2 separate regions of the Homo sapiens genome follow, and region 2 is linked to region 1. The links are chromatin contacts, found by Hi-C or POLR2A ChIA-PET in ENCODE. All regions are on one chromosome and are shown on one strand. The core of a region is the stretch at or near the end of the contact, and the rest is flanking DNA. Distances in the headings are between cores, read along the strand shown.

What was found. Hi-C counts contacts between places; a loop is a spot of excess contacts on that map. ChIA-PET counts read pairs that join two places held with the same protein, here RNA polymerase II (POLR2A). Pooled maps may share reads with other maps.
Region 2: a loop to region 1 is called in a pooled map, with 4 times the contacts of the local background. The contact joins two enhancer-like sites. A Hi-C loop is called at or near these places in 1 of 168 maps with a recorded cell type or tissue (breast epithelium) and 1 of 50 pooled maps. POLR2A ChIA-PET finds 5 or more read pairs at or near these places in 4 of 52 experiments (T-cell, activated CD4-positive, alpha-beta T cell, activated T-cell and 1 more).

The regions. Positions count from the first base shown.
Region 1 is chr13:95,097,633-95,105,502 of GRCh38, forward strand. The region is part of intron 20 of ABCC4 (ATP binding cassette subfamily C member 4 (PEL blood group)); the gene reads right to left. Among named protein-coding and RNA genes, the nearest start is that of SNORD13G, 110 kb to the right of the region's middle. Within about 2 kb of position 3,044, at least 6 of the 41 ENCODE cell types and tissues checked have a DNase peak (open chromatin) inside an H3K27ac peak, as active enhancers do.
Region 2 is chr13:95,182,004-95,189,873 of GRCh38, forward strand. It overlaps ABCC4 (ATP binding cassette subfamily C member 4 (PEL blood group)), which reads right to left. Exons shown (of 31, transcript NM_005845.5): 10 at 6,450-6,539; 11 at 4,698-4,889. Among named protein-coding and RNA genes, the nearest start is that of SNORD13G, 24 kb to the right of the region's middle. Within about 2 kb of position 4,053, at least 2 of the 41 ENCODE cell types and tissues checked have a DNase peak (open chromatin) inside an H3K27ac peak, as active enhancers do.

The DNA of each region.
Region 1 (7,870 bases), core at 1,794-4,293:
CGTTACCAAAGTAAAGTAAATACTGGGCCATTAAAGAAGTCTCAATACATTTCAAAGGTTAGAAATATTACAGAATATGTTATCGAATTACAACAAGGCTAATTAGAAATCAGTAGCAGTAAGGTTTTTTAAAAAAAAAAAATCCCTAAATCTTTAGAAATGAAGTTATATACTCCATAATAACTCACTACTAAAATATTACTTCAGAAAGTCAACTCATGGGCCAGGTACAGTGGCTCACGCCTATAATCCCAGCACTTTTAGAGGCTGAGGTGGGAGGCTCACTTGAGGCCAGGAGTTTCAGACCAACCTGGGCAACATGGTGAAACTCCATCTCTACTAAAAATACAAAAATTAGCTGGGTGTGGTGATGTGCGCCTGTAATCCCAGCTATTCAACAGGCTGAGGCACAAGAATCGCTTGAACCTGGGAGGTGGAGGTTGCAGTGAGCCGAGATTGCACCACTGCACTCCAGCCTGGGCGACAGAGTGAGATACTGTCTAAAAAAAAAAAAAAAAAAGTCAACTCATAAATATTCTGAACTGTAGATAATGAAAACACAACATATCAAAATCATTGGATGCAGCTAAGCAATACTTAGAGGAAGTATAACTTTAAATGCATATATTATGAAACAAATGAAAACCAACAGATTAATGTTCAATCTTAAAAAGCTAAAGAAAAAGATAAATTAAATCAATGTAACTTAAAAAATATAAGAAATTAATGAAATAGAAAATCTACCAACTACAGAGAAAATTACAAAATCAAACATGAATTCACTGGAAAAAAAATCAAAATTGATAAACTCCAAGCTAAACTGATTGACAGAAACAAATTATCAGTGTCGGGAATAAAAGAAGAAATTTCACTATAGATTATAAAGACATTAAATGGACAAATGTGAGATTATGAACAGTTTCATGCAAAAAGTTCTCCAGTGAAGACGAAATAAGCAAATGTATTAAAAACCACAATTTGCAAAACAGGAAATATTCACAAATGCCTAATATTAAACATATACAAATACACTTATGTATATTAAAAACTAAAAAATCAACAAGATTTTTAAAAACACGTTTTAAAAAGCTGGCAGGAGATCTGAACCAGTATTTCAGAAAATAAGACACTTGAATGGCCAATTAGCCTGTATGGAAAAAGCTCAATATTAATCATCAAGGCAATGCAAATGGATCATCTATACTCTACTAAAAAGAATAAAAACAAAAAGATTGATCATACTAAATGTTGGCGAGGATGTGGAGCAACTAGAATGCTCATATATTGCCACTGGGTGTGTAAAATAGTACAACCATTATAAAAATCCTTGTCATAGTTTGATTTTTGGTTTTTAAAGTGAACTTTACGAACCCAGCAATTCCACTCCTATGCATTTTATCTGAGATGAATGAAAACATATGTAGTGTACCCATAAACACTTCTATAAGAACATTCATTGCTAAAAACTGGCAACAATTCAAATACCCATCAATCAGAGAGTAGACAAATAAATGTTGATGTCATCATACAATGAAATATCACTCAGAAAAAGAAAACAAAGAAATGAACCACTGAAACATACACAGAACTCAAAAACATGGTGAACAAAAGAATCCAGCCACAGAAAAATTATTGGTTCCATTTATACGTAGTTCAAGAACAGGAAAACTAATTGATGTTGACAGAAATCTGGAAGAGGTGTAGAGGTGTGAAAATTGACTGCAGAGGAGCAAAGGAGACTTCCTGAGGAGATGGAAATGCTCTACATCTTGTTTTAGAGGGTGGATATTGGAATGTACACAATTAGTAAAATTCAACCTAAAAAAAACTGTCGATTTTATTGTATATAAACTATACCTCAATAAAAATAGATAGGGTAAAAAAAATATGACACTAGAATTTCATTCCCATCCCTTTGGCCATGTTCAGGCAGAGGTTGGGCAGTGTATCAATACACAACCATAACGCTAAGAGATGATCTCCTCAGGTGCATTGAGGGTGGGAAAGGGCAAATGTGAGAACTAATGGTAACCAGCCCATGTGCCCTAGAACAAAAATGGCTCCTGATCCATGTTTGATACGTGTCCCATAGGTGGCTGGCCCTTTGCTGCGATGCACAAGCGGCACTATCGGCTTCATGACTCAACGCAAATGAGAGAGAACACTAAGTCAATGAACCCAGGGAAAGGGCTGAAAGAAAACAAGTGAGTCACAAAACTCACAAGTAGAACAGATTACACTTACCCATGCCCCACATCAGATGGAAGTGATACATCCATATAGAAAATAGTGACTGCAAGATTTTAATAAAACTCAGGCAAGTTCTCCAGTCCAAACCTTTTTTTGTTCATCTTATCAAGAAAACTCAGTAGGTATACAGACAAAAATGAATGTAATCAATCAAGAATAGCATAGAGAGAATTTAAAGGTCCTCAATTAAGTAAACATTTGGCCATTTTCCTCTCCTGGGTAATAGCTGTCCATTTTATCATTACTAAGGATGCAAAATGACAAGAAGAGAAAGCACCACGAATGGCCACTATTGTTTTGCAATGGACATCATCCAATATGCCAGAATGGAAAGTTCTATGCTCTGCTGAATACCACCAGACTTGATAAAAATGAGACTCTTAATTTTTTTCTTTAGGTCTTAATTAGCTTCTTGTTAAACTACAAACATTATCATTGGAACACACATGCTGGGAAAAATTGGAACACTGGTTGCCAGCCTGGGAAGCCTGGGAGGGTCCCCAGTGATTAACTGTCACCACACTAATGGTGACAGTACTGCTTTCTACATGTGCTATCACACTGGAAAAAACCCAACCATTGCATCTTTCATTAAAAAAGAAAAGGTAAAGGAATTGTTAGAGTGGGCCTGTGTGAATCCTATCATCCTGATCTCAGAAATCCAGGGGTCAAGAGTTGGCAAATATTTCCAGTAACTCATGTCATCAACTGCCCTGTCTATTAACAAGGAAATCCACTTTAATGTGGCAGTTGGCATGAATCATTATCTCTAGGGCTGGCATTTTCACAGACTAGTCCATCCTTGTAAATGCAGTGACTAAAACTCTTTTGTTGACTTTGAAAGCATGAGAACGCCGTGATTCAGTTAAAATGGATGAGTTTACTTTTGAAAGACTCAGTAAAACAGAGATCTTTCAAATGACGGCAAGGCGACCTAACTAACGATCTCTTTTGTCCAATGGGGATTTGAGGGTAGGAGTTGGGGGAAGGGGTGAACAAACCTCAGAAATCTCAAAATGACAAAGTCATTGTTCAGTGTGCTTTCTACACACTTTCCCTGACATCTCTACACAATGAAATGTAAGGGTCAGTGGTACTGAGACAAGTCAAGGCAGTTCCACTCTTTTGCTTCTATAAAAGCGAGTGACCCAACCTATTATACTCAAGTCTTAGGATGGCTTTGTTCTCCACATCCAGATGCAGCAGCTTTTTCTCCTGCCCCTCATCCTGCCCTCCCACCCCCCTAGGGAAGAAATGACTGAGGACACCTCCTTCACATTTTCTTTTTCTTGGGCATTTCACTTCATAAAGCTGCAGTCAATGTGTTTTGTTTGTGGGAGGAGGGACTGGCACATTCAGTGGTGGTCTCCACTGCTGCCTGCATTGGTGGCTCAAGTAGCCTCAGGACTAGTCCTTTGTGTTCCATGAAAGGATATGAAAAGTCAGTTATTTAAGCTCAGTCAAGCTGCTGATTTTTTTTTTTTTTTAGATGAGGGGTGTGTAGGGAAGAAAGGTTTTGCAATTCCGTGTGCCTCAATATATTACAGTATTTTGCTGAGTGCAGCTGTGTGCAAGTTAGCACACTCGGAGCACTCCCAAATTTAAACAGAAAAAATTAAAATGCCTAAATCCAACCTCTGCATCTTATCTTCATTTTTCATTTGTTTTTTTCTAGTAGGAAGACTTCTTAGAGGCAAAGATTTTAGCTAGCAGAAGTCTAGATAACTCAGACTCTACACTCAATGTTATCAAGGGCCAAGGAAGTTTCAGCAATATTATGAAAATTACGTTATTATGAGATATTTAGTGCTCACTGGTTTATTCTGAAAACAACTGATTTTGATACTGTGGTTCCAGAAGAGAAAATAGCCATTAAAGCCTTCAGGGATAATAAACCTAATATCTGGAATACAAACTCATGTCCTAATACTTATGGGTCTGGTAACTGTCTGACAATTACCTTAATGCAGCATAATGTCATTGTCAGGCTATTTCTCCCACTTAAAAATATACGTAGTATTTAAAAAGTACCTTTTATTTAGTGAGCTTAGATGTTATGCTAAGAATGTTATTGAAATGACTTCATTTTATCCTCACAATAACCCTCATGGAATAGGTAGAATTTTCTCCATTTTACAGAGACGTAGCATGTGGCTTTGTGAGGAAAGAGAAGGTAAGCGGTAGAGCTAGGAGTCAAACTTAAGAAGGATGATTCCAAGCCTCTCCCATTCCATCCTACACTACACTTGAAATTTTTTATTATTATTTTTTGGTTCTTTTGAGTCTGGGTCTGGCTCTGTTGCTCAGGCTGGAGTGCAGTAGCACAACTGTGGTTCACTGCAACCTCGAACTTCTGGGCTCAAGTGATCTTCCGGACTCAGCCTCCAGAGTAGCTGGGACTACAGGCACGCACCACTACACCTAGCTAATTGTTTTATTTTTTTGTAGAGACAGGGTCTCACCATAATGCTCAGGCTGGTCTCAAACTCCTGGGTTCAAGAGTTCTTTCCAGGTCGGCCTCCCAAATTGCTAGGACTACAACCATAAGACACCATCTCTGGCAAAGTCTTTTATTATTTTTATAGAGAAGGGGGTCTCACTATGTCGCCCAGGCTGGTTTTGAACTCCTGACCTTGAGCAATCCTCTCACTTCGGCCTCCCAAAGTTCTGGGATTACAGGCATGGACCACCACACCTGGCCCCTACATTATACTTTGAAGTTATTTACTTACAAGTGATATCTAGTCACACCTTTTTTTTTTTTAGATCGAGTCTCGCCCTGTCTGGAGTGCAATGGCACAATCTTGGTTCACTGCAACCACTGTCTCCTGGATTCAAGCAATTCTCCCTGCCTCAGCCCCCCAAGTAGCTGGTATTACAAGGGCCCGCCACCACGCCCAGCTAATTTTTGTATTTTTAGTAGAGATGGGGTTTCACCATGTTGGCCAGGCTGGTCTCAAACTCCTGACCTCAAGTGATCCACCCACCTTGGCCTCCCAAAGTGCTGGGATTACAGGTGTGAACTACCACACCTGGCCCAGTCACATCTAATCTTATTCACAGTAGCACACTCAACACTCACACCTTTAAAACCTGAAGCTGGGCCGGGCGCAGTGGCTCACGCCTGTAATCCCAGCACTTTGGGAGGCTGAGGTGGGTGGATCACGAGGTCAGGAGTTCGAGACCAGCCGGGCCAATACGGTGAAACCCTGTCTCTACTAAAAATACAAAAATTAGCCTGGCGTGGTAGCATGCACCTGTAGTCCCAGCTACTTGGGAGGCTGAGGCAGGAGAATGGCATGAACCTGGGAGGCAGTGCTTGCAGTGAGCTGAGATCACGCCACTGCACTCCAGCCTGGGCGACAGAGCGAGACTCCGTCTCAAAAACAAAAAAACAGAAAACAAAAACAAAACCTGAAGCTTTTCCTAGAGAACCAAGAGCACTTGCAAAGGGAATTTTCATGGCTCTGATATCCTGAGGTAGAATCACCCTAAACAGACCACATAAATGATGCTGGCTTCCTTTTAATTTTGGAATTGAGAACAGCTCCAATTTTGCAAGCAACTATAATTTGACAGGATTGGCAAGATATCTGACAGCTTTAACAGTTGATCTAGTAAAGCATTCACGGAGGTGTGCAAACCTAACTGGCCTTCTACTGGGACACAGCCTTGTGAATGACACATGCCTGAGGGGATCGACTATCCTGCAGTGTGGGCCCCCTATTCAGAAGCAAGGGCTTTCATTAGCCACACAAGGCATTCTGACCTGGATGTCCTAAAGAGAAACTTGTCCAAACCAGTATCCTTTCTTGTTTTCCTGATGCTGGTACAACCCCATCTTTCTGACAGTCTCCCATTCCTCTCCATATCCTTCCACCCAAATCTCTAAACTCTAAATTCCTGTGCTTAAGAAACAAGCCTTCTTGTGATCTGGCCCCTCTGCATCTCTCCATCTGATCTCCTCTAATGCCTTGTCTCAAACCTCCTGATGCAGCTATTCCACACTGCAGTGTCCCTGTAGATATCCTAAACTCCTGCACTTCCTGCCATATGTGCCTCCTTCTCCCCTACATGGCTCAGGAATAACCAGGAAGCCTTACCAGCTTCCCCAAGCAGGGCAACAGACAAAGCCCTTTGCTGCTGTGATGTGAACTTGTATTTGGCCAGCATGGAAATAAGGGATACACAATACAAAATCCTTAAAGTTGGTTTTGAGGTTTTTTTGGTTTGGGTTTTTTTGTTGTTGTTGTTGAGATGGAGTCTCTCTCTGCTGCCCAGGCTGGAGTGCAGTGGTATGATCTTGACTCACTGCAACCTCCACCTCCCATGTTCAAGCAATTCTTTCAGCCTCCCAAGTAGCTGGGATTACAGGTGTGCACCACCACTCCCAGCTAATTTTTGGGTTTTTAGTAAAGATGGGGCTTCGCCACATTGGTCAGGCTAGTCTGGAACTCTTGACCTCAAGTGATCTGCCCTCCTCAGCCTCCCAAAGTGCTGAGATTACAGGCATGAAAAAACATGTCCGGGTCTGATGTTGGAGATTTTCATGGTCTTTCTTATGTATATATCACACACATAATACATCATCTATGAATTTTAAGACACATGTGAAGCTATTAGCACACAATCCTATTTTCCTCCAATTCTCATCTCCACCCCATTTATTCTCATCCACACATAATTTGTTAACAATTTTTTAAAGTGAAGATTTCTTTCCCAAGGCTTCGACTTGTCAAACAAATCTTTCTTGTGGCATTCCTGTTTCATCAGTTTATATGATAAGTATTGCCATCACAAAATTACAGTAACAAGGATAAGTAGCATGAATACGTTGAGGAAGAATCACAACTGACTCTGAGGAAGCATAATGAGGCCAAGGATTGGGGCAGAGAATGGGGTCCGCCAGAGGCAGCCCAGTGGCAGGCATGTGCTACAGGTGGAGTGGAGGGTGCTGTGAATCCAGAAGGTGGTGAAAACAAACAAGTGGATTAGAACACAGTCCTCAACCTTTTTGGCACCAGGGACTGGTTTCGCGGAGGACAATTTTTCCATGGATGGCGATGGAGGTAGTTTCAGGATGATTCAAGCCCATTACATTTATTGTGTACTTTATTTCTATTATTATGTGGTAATATATAATGAAATAATTATACAACTTACCATAATGTAGAATCAGTGGGATCCCTGAGCTTGTTTTCCTGCAACTAGATGGTCCCATCTGGGGGTGATGGGAGACAATGACAGATGATCAGGCACTAGATTCTCATAAGGTAGATGCAAGCTAGATCCCTAGCATGCACATTTCACAATGTTCACAGGGTTCGTGCTCCTATGAGAATCTAATGCCGCCGACGATCTGACAGGAGGCAGAGGTCAGGCGGTAACGTGAGTGATGGGGAGCAAGCTTTGTTTTCTTGTCCACCGCTCACCTCCTGCTGTGTGGCCAGGTTCCTAACAGGCCACACAGACTAGTACTGGTCTGTGGCCCAGGGGTTGGGGACCACTGGATTAGTCAACAAGAGTAGTTGTTCACTTCTTCATCCTCCCTAGAGCACTAATTAGCAAGAAAATTAAAGAATAAATTTAACATTTACCCCTGGAGGTTCAAGGACAAGTT
Region 2 (7,870 bases), core at 2,803-5,302, 85 kb after region 1:
GGTCTCATACTCCTGGCCTCAAGCAATCCTCCCACCTCAGCTACCCAAAGTACTGGGATTACAGGTTTGAGCCACCACGCCGGGCCCTCAGCATTTATTTCCTATTATGTCACTAAGGAGTGATATGGTTCTCCCAACTGAGAGATTAACAACAACAACAAAAAGGCATAACAACAGTTATTTTATGATTGTCAAGGCAATCTAAAAAGAAAATGTCCAAGTTGGCAGGAATGTGGCAAATATGAGAAGAAATTATAAGATAGTGGGTACACCAAAGGGGTTTGTAGAGTCAAGTGAGCTATATAGAAAAACATTAAACTCCAATTTATCAATTCCATGCCTTTTTGGATACACACTGCTTAAAAGTGCTCAAGGATTAAAAGAAACTATGCAAAGGGTGACATAATATTAATACATTGCATCTATTAGGGTAACAATATTTTTATTATTCTCTTATTTACTGTACTATGTATAGAAACCCTATATAAATATCAATTCAAATAATGGAAGTTATATACTCAGATACATTCTTTCAAGCATGTCACATTTCATGTGATTTTACCCAAAATTGGTGGCTCTTATAATTAAGAAGGCCTGTTATGTGCCTAGTAATCAGATGCTTTAAGTTCATGATCAAATCTTATCCTCACAATAGCCTATGAGGTGAATAGTTTATTATCTCTATTTTACAGATGACAAAACTGAGGCTTTCTAAGGTTCAGACGATTAGCTAAAATCACACACCTACTGAAGAGGAACTGAGACTCAATCCCAGAGCTGTCTGACCCCAAGGCCTCGGATTTTAACTACTACCCACTAAAGTATCTAACATTAGTATGTTGTTTCCTGAGGTATGTCCTGTCATTTGCTACGATATCTCTTTGAATAAATAATTAGCCTAAAGCAATACTGCTAAATGTGAATTACTACTTCCTATCTTATTATTTTATCTCAAATATATTTTTAGCTCGATGAACTTATAAATTTACTTCAACTGTATCTAGTACAATATATCTAGTTGCTATCAACATATCTGAGAAATCTTGTTAGTTCCTATTTTTTCCTCTAGGACTTTTTTTTTTTTTTTTGCGGGGGAGGGTGGCCAGGAGGGGAATGAGGAACTATATAAGGCAAAATCTTTTATTTATCTTATTAACTGATTTAGAGAAAAGGGCAACAGCTACTATTTACCAAAAACCTGGCATGTTTGCATTTTACAGACATTGCCTGCAGTCTTTATAATCCTGCTGTATCTCCCCCATTTAATAAGAAATGAAACAGAGGCCAAACACCCAGAGACGCTCAGGACCATTTCTGTCCAGCAGGTTTTGATTACACATGCAATCTCTGTACCTACAAGCCAGAATAATTCCAGTATTGCTATTCTCTATGGCCATCTAACACCCACCATTGACACGTGGATTTGAAAAGGAGTCGGCAAATGATCTCATAACTCATTAAGAGGATCCCTGGTTTCTTCCAGTCCCCTGCTAAACAGTCATAAATGGCATTTGAGAATGGTAGCAAAATTTCTTGGAAACCATCTCATCCCATGTCCTTATTTCTCAGCAGAGACATCAAAAGCCCAAGGCAAGTAATGTGACAAGTCCAAAGTGGACACCGAGCTGGTCGTGCGCAGTGGCTCATGCAAATAATCCCAGCATTTTGGGAAGCAAAAGCAGGTGGATCACTTGAGGTCAAGAGTTCAAGACCAGCTGGTCAACACAGCAAAACCCCATCTCTACTAAAAGTACAAAAAAATTAGCCAGGCATGGTGGCGCACACCTGTGACCCCAGTTACTCAGGAGGCTGAGGCAGGAGAATCACTGGAGCCTGGGAGGCGGAGGTTGCAATGAGGCGAGATTACACCATTAGACTCCAGCCTGGGTGACAGAGCGAGACTCCATCTCAAAAAAAACCCAAAGTGACAGCGAGCAAATGACAAAGCTGGGCCAGACTCCTGCTCTGTTCGACTTCTCCACCACCGGAGGCCCACCGTCCTACCGAGGATGGAACCATGCACAGGGGGCCAGCAGTCCATGCTTACACACATCCAGGAAGGAACCAAGAAGTCGCCATGCAGCCCAGCCCTGAGGGGACCCCATTGCCACTGGAGTCTGCCTGCCACGCAGAAGCCCGCAGGTGCCTGGGACACTATCCGAGTTACTGGGCCAGTCCTCAAAGGTGGCTACGGAAGAGGCTGAATGGCAGCCACTGTCCTAACCCCCACTTTCCCCCAGAGACTTTCTGATGTGGGAAGGAGCAAGGCAGAGCTGGGTGACCTGGGACCTGGAGTCTCATGTGGGTATCAGAAGCTGAACAGGTAAAAAGGGAAGGCTTGAAAAACATTTTGTCCCACATTCTACCTTTTTATCAATCACCTAATTGTTAAAATAGTTTTCTACCTTATAAACACCCCCAACTGAGAGGTGCCTGGCAGAGGGGAAAATGGAATCTGGAGCTAGGCAGGTATGGCTTTGAACTTGAACTGCAAATGTTCAAGTGAGTCATTTTATCTCTCCAACCCTCCACTTTACCAGCCAGAAGCAACATTCAACTCTTGAAACCACAGTCTTGAACAAATCATTCTTAAATTCTAGAGTTTACTAGTAGGTTATCTCCAAACTGACAGATTAGTAGGTAAAGAGCAACAAAGCCTTCCCAAGAAAGCCCTGTGTTGGTCCCAAGGACCTCACTTCTAACCTGTCATAGAGAAATGATGGAAGAAAAGAGCTGAAAGACAAGGCCCAGGTTGCCAAGTGCCACCCTTCCATTGAAAAATGGCGTACCATCTTTCCTATCTCCGGGGCCTGGTCCATCAGCAGTTTCTTGGTTATCAACTGTAACTACCAGTGGGGGAAAACTAGCAAAATTTGCCATCTGTTTCTCAACTCCCTAAAACATGATACACTCCACTCACTGCAACACACTGAAATCACCTTGTATATTCTCCTACTTTGACCCTATATTTCTGCAAAATTTCTCTAAAATGGATCTTCAGGGAAGCAGGGGACAGTGGGGGGACACCAGAGCAGGACAAGCTGAAGTATAGTAATTATTTTAGGGAAATGTTAGCAATTCTGTACAAACTTTGAATAAAATGAAAATTTTACTTTAAAAAAGCGAGGCTAGCAATATCAGAAAAATAAACAAAATGAGGATAGCAATAGCAAAGGCACTGGGAAATCATGGCAAAAGATTAAAACTTTACACAGCTTTGTGTGTGCATATGTGTGAGCGTGTGAGACAGAGAAAAAAAAATAAGACCTGGTAGGATCTGAATAACTAGGAGCTTGCCTTAGCGCATCTTTTCCTATATAGTGTATACTATTCAATAAAAATCTAGCTCATTACTGCTAACTTAATGTCATTTCCGAAAATGCATCATCTCTCATTAACAATAGTCCAGGATGAAGAAACAGCCCATTAAACAAGCAATGATTTCTCTATCCAAATCGCCAGCAAATACTACTCACCTGATTGACAGACTCTGATATTCCAGCCATTGTTCAAGCAAAATTACTCATTCCTCACAAACCTGGCTGGAAGCCTTCTGCATCACACCTGTGACAGTCTGTGGCGGCCTTTTCCAGACAGCATAAAAGAACAGTAGGATGTCCAGGCCACACTGCACAGGGCCTGGGGAGAGCCCTTTAATGCCATTATTCACTGATTTTTATGGCCCAAAGAAGGTAACATAGTATTTATCAGTATTTACCATTTTTTCTATCTTCTAGAACTTATAGCCCTCTATTAAGTATGCTCAGTTTTCATCAACTATCCACCAGGTTTATGAAAACCTCAGTGTACAATCAAACACTTCATCTTTTCTGAAAACAATCACTCTCTTGGTGAAATGATACACAATGAAAAATAAATTTTAAAACAGTTTCCTTTAAATAATAAATTGCACTGTAAATTTATCCATGTAACCAAAAACCACCCGTACCCCAAAATCTACTGAAACAAATTTTCTTTTTTAAAGGGAGTGGAGAAGGAAACCTGTGGTTTGAGAGGGACCCAAGCAGGAAACATCAGCCAAGTGCACGGTGCAGACATCTTCCGGAGTCTGACGCAAACCAATGGGTAATGAGATACTAAAGCACTGTAATCTCTGCCTAGCCGGTTGATGATAGCAAGAAATTCTGGTGATTTTTTTTCTTGAGTGAGATGTAATTTTTTTTCAAAAGTGTTCTTATCTTCTAGAGATAAGTAATAAGGTATTACAGATAAAATACAATTACAGATAAAATACAATTGAGGCCAAGGGTATGCATCAGAAGAATCTGGGTTGGGGGTGGAGCTAGCAGAGGGCCAGGGGAGAGACGGAGTTGAATTGGCTACAAGTTGATCGCACTTGAACTTGAGCAATGGGTACAGGCAGGTTCAAGACACCCTTCTCTCCACTTTTGCAAATTTTTATAATTGTCCATTTTGAAAAAAAGAAAAGTTAAAAGTAAATAAAACTTCACAAAACCAACCAAACCCCCGAAATTCACCCTGTAAACATCATTTTCGCATCAGACGTAAAAGGACAGAGCGTGTGTGTGTTTATTTACTGGGAGGACCGCCTTAAAGTATTAAATAACATTCAAAGGTCTTTAAAAATTAAAAAAAAGTTAATAAACCTTGTTGTTCAAGTGAACACTAGTATTACTGGACATTCGAGTACATGAAATCCAAAAGTCATCACTCACCTTTTTCAGAGCACAAGCCTTTATGACTTTTTCATATCGTTCCTTTTCGTATTTCTTCCCAAATAAAATATTACTCCTCAGAGTTCCCGAGAACACCCAGGGCTGCTGAGACACATAGGCAATTCTTCCATGCACGCTGACCAGCCCGTGACTTGGGGCCAATTCCCCGAGCACGGCACTTAACAGTGATGACTGAAACAGATTGTAAAAAAGCACATGTTCAGTCAACACTCGAGACAAGAATAAGCCACTGCAATGCAGCCTTGCCCAGCCCTGGGAGCTTGAAAAACACCATTCATTCATTTAAAAGAGCACAGGAAGTTGTGATTAAAAATTGGAAATAACATAATGGTCCACATAAACTAGTAGTTTATAAGGAATATTAACAAAATAGAGTGTAACAATCTACTCTGCCCTAATGAGTTTCCCTAAATGAGTTTCATGCCCCTAAATGAAATGGTACACGGAACAAAGATCAACTAAGAATGTTTACAGCAACAGAGTAGCCAAGCATGACATATATAGTTCATATATCCAATACTGAATGCATTGTTCCTGCATGCGGGTATCTTTTTTGACAAAGAACTAATCCTAGAAATGCTGTATGTAAATAACATATCCTGGCCAGGTGCAGTGGCTCACGCCTGTAATCCCAGCACTTTGGGAGGCCGAGGCGGGTGGATGACTTGAGGCCAGGAGTTCGAGACCAGCCTGGCCAACATGGTGAAACCCCATCTCTACTAAAACTACAAACATTAGCCGGGCATGGTGGCACGCCTGTAATCCCAGCTACTTGGGAGGCTGAGGCATGAGAATCACTTGAACCTAGGGAAATGGAGGTTGCAGTGACTCTAGATCACGCCACTGCACTCCAGCCTGGGTGACAGAGCGAGACCATGTCTCAAAAACTAAATATACATACATACGTGAATAAATGAATGAATAAATAAAAATAAATAATAAATCCTGTGCACTAGGAAGGACTTTTATTTTTAAATACCCAAGAATCGTGTCTCTGAAGAGCAAACTTCAATTGTTAAACCACCCTATTTGTTATACACCTACAACTAGATTTATTGCGTTGCTTTAGAATATATGAGACTAAGTCTGTACGCACGTTTCCTTCACATCTTCTACAATGCACAGACATGACGTGTCTGTGCCCCCCACTATCAGAGCACTTACGACACTGAACTGAAATCACCTGTTTGTATATCTGTCTCACCCCAGATACCAGAAACTTCTGGAGGGCAGTGGCGTCTGGGTCTTGATTACAGGTGTATCTTTTACTCCTAACACAGGACTATACACCTGGCTACAGGTTTATTAAATGTGTGTTCATGTGACTTGGAGAAGTCATATCAAAACATGTTTAAAGCTTTTCAGACAAGCCTTCATAACCTCCAGATGTCTTGTAGCATCTAGGGTCCCCTCTGACAAAAAGAAGTTCCCACTTTCTTAGTCAATCCATCCTGCATAGTGGTCACATAAATAATTTCTTTCATGGAGATGTCCAACTTCTAGGAGTTCCCAATTGCTCAACTTGAAGAACCAAGGGAAACATGATATGCATTGTCCACATTTATTTGGTCATGTGACCCTTCTTGCAAAACGAATGTTCCATGCACTGAGAAATGCCGTGCCAAGTGTACCCAGTTCAAAATTGTGTTACACGTAGCCTTGGGCTCAAACCCACGAAGTTAATATGATAAGTGGGGTTGCAACAAGCTGCCAAAAGCCATTCTAACTCACCTTCCCTGCTCCCACGGGGCCGACCACAGCTAACAATTCGCCAGGTCTGACAGTAAAGGAAAGGCCTTGTAGAGTTGGGGTCTCTGATGCCTACAAATTAAAGTTTATAAAATGTGCCCATTTCAATAAAGTCACACAAATCACTTCAAAAAGAGAAGAAAACAATACAACAGTCATTGATACATGAACATAACCCAAATCTTTCTCCTTCCTATTTTAAGATATTGTATCCTAGAGTCCTTTTCATACAATCATATTTTTTTGGTGGGGTTTTACACAGTTTGGAGTCTTCAGTACTTAAGGAAGGCCCATTCCCTTTTACCAGATTTTCATGTGAACACAGCTCCAGACTTCCACAAAATTTAGATAGTAAAAATGACAAGACAAGCTTCTTGAAATGAAAACTCATGCTAACTTACTAAAACAATATATATATATTTTTTACTTTAAGTTCTAGGATACATGCGCAGAACGTGCAGGTTTGTTACATAGGTATACATGTGCCATGGTGGTTTGCTGCACCTGTCAACCTGTCATCTAGGTTTTAAGCCCTGCATGCATTATGTATTTGTCCTAATGCTCTCCCTCCCCTTGCCCCCCACCCACCGACAAGCCCCGTATGTGTAATGTTCCCCTCCCTGTGTCCATGTGTTCTCATTTAAAACAATATTCTTTTTTTTTTTTTTTTTTTTTTTTTTTGAGACGGAGTCTCGTTCTGTCGCCCAGGCGGGAGTGCTGTGGCGCGATCTCCGCTCACTGCAAGCTCCGCCTTCCGGGTTCACGCCATTCTCCTGCCTCAGCCTCCCGAGTAGCTGGGACTACAGGCGCCTGCCACTGCGCCCAGCTAATTTTTTGTATTTTTAGTAGAGACGGGGTTTCACCGTGGTCTCGATCTCCTGACCTCGTGATCCGCCCGCCTCGGCCTCCCAAAGTGCTGGGATTACAGGCGTGAGCCACCGCGCCCGGCAATATTCTTAATATAATATTCAGTATGGGAGCTTTTCAACCATTTGTAAATTTTCATTCTGTCCCTTGGTTTTAATATTCTATTTCATTAACCTCCACAAGGTGGCAGCATGAGTACATGGCATGCCCAGTCCTTGGCTAATGGATGACTTGAAATCTCCACTAATCTTTCCATTTTCACTTGATAAAGCATGAACCTCAGTTATGCCCAGCCAGCCAGAAGGCACTTTATACTATAAAGTCACTCTTGGCAAATGAACTTCTACAAATGGTGGTCAACCCTGTAACCAAGAGCTCTAATTTAACAATAACCAAAAACTGAAGAATAATGAAATTAAGTGTATGTTCATAGGTCAAAGTGAAAGTCTCAGTGTTACACCTGCAGCTTGTGTTACCCATCCTGGGAAAATAGGGACAGCATAGTAGTTCTACTATAAACACTGAGGTACCCACCA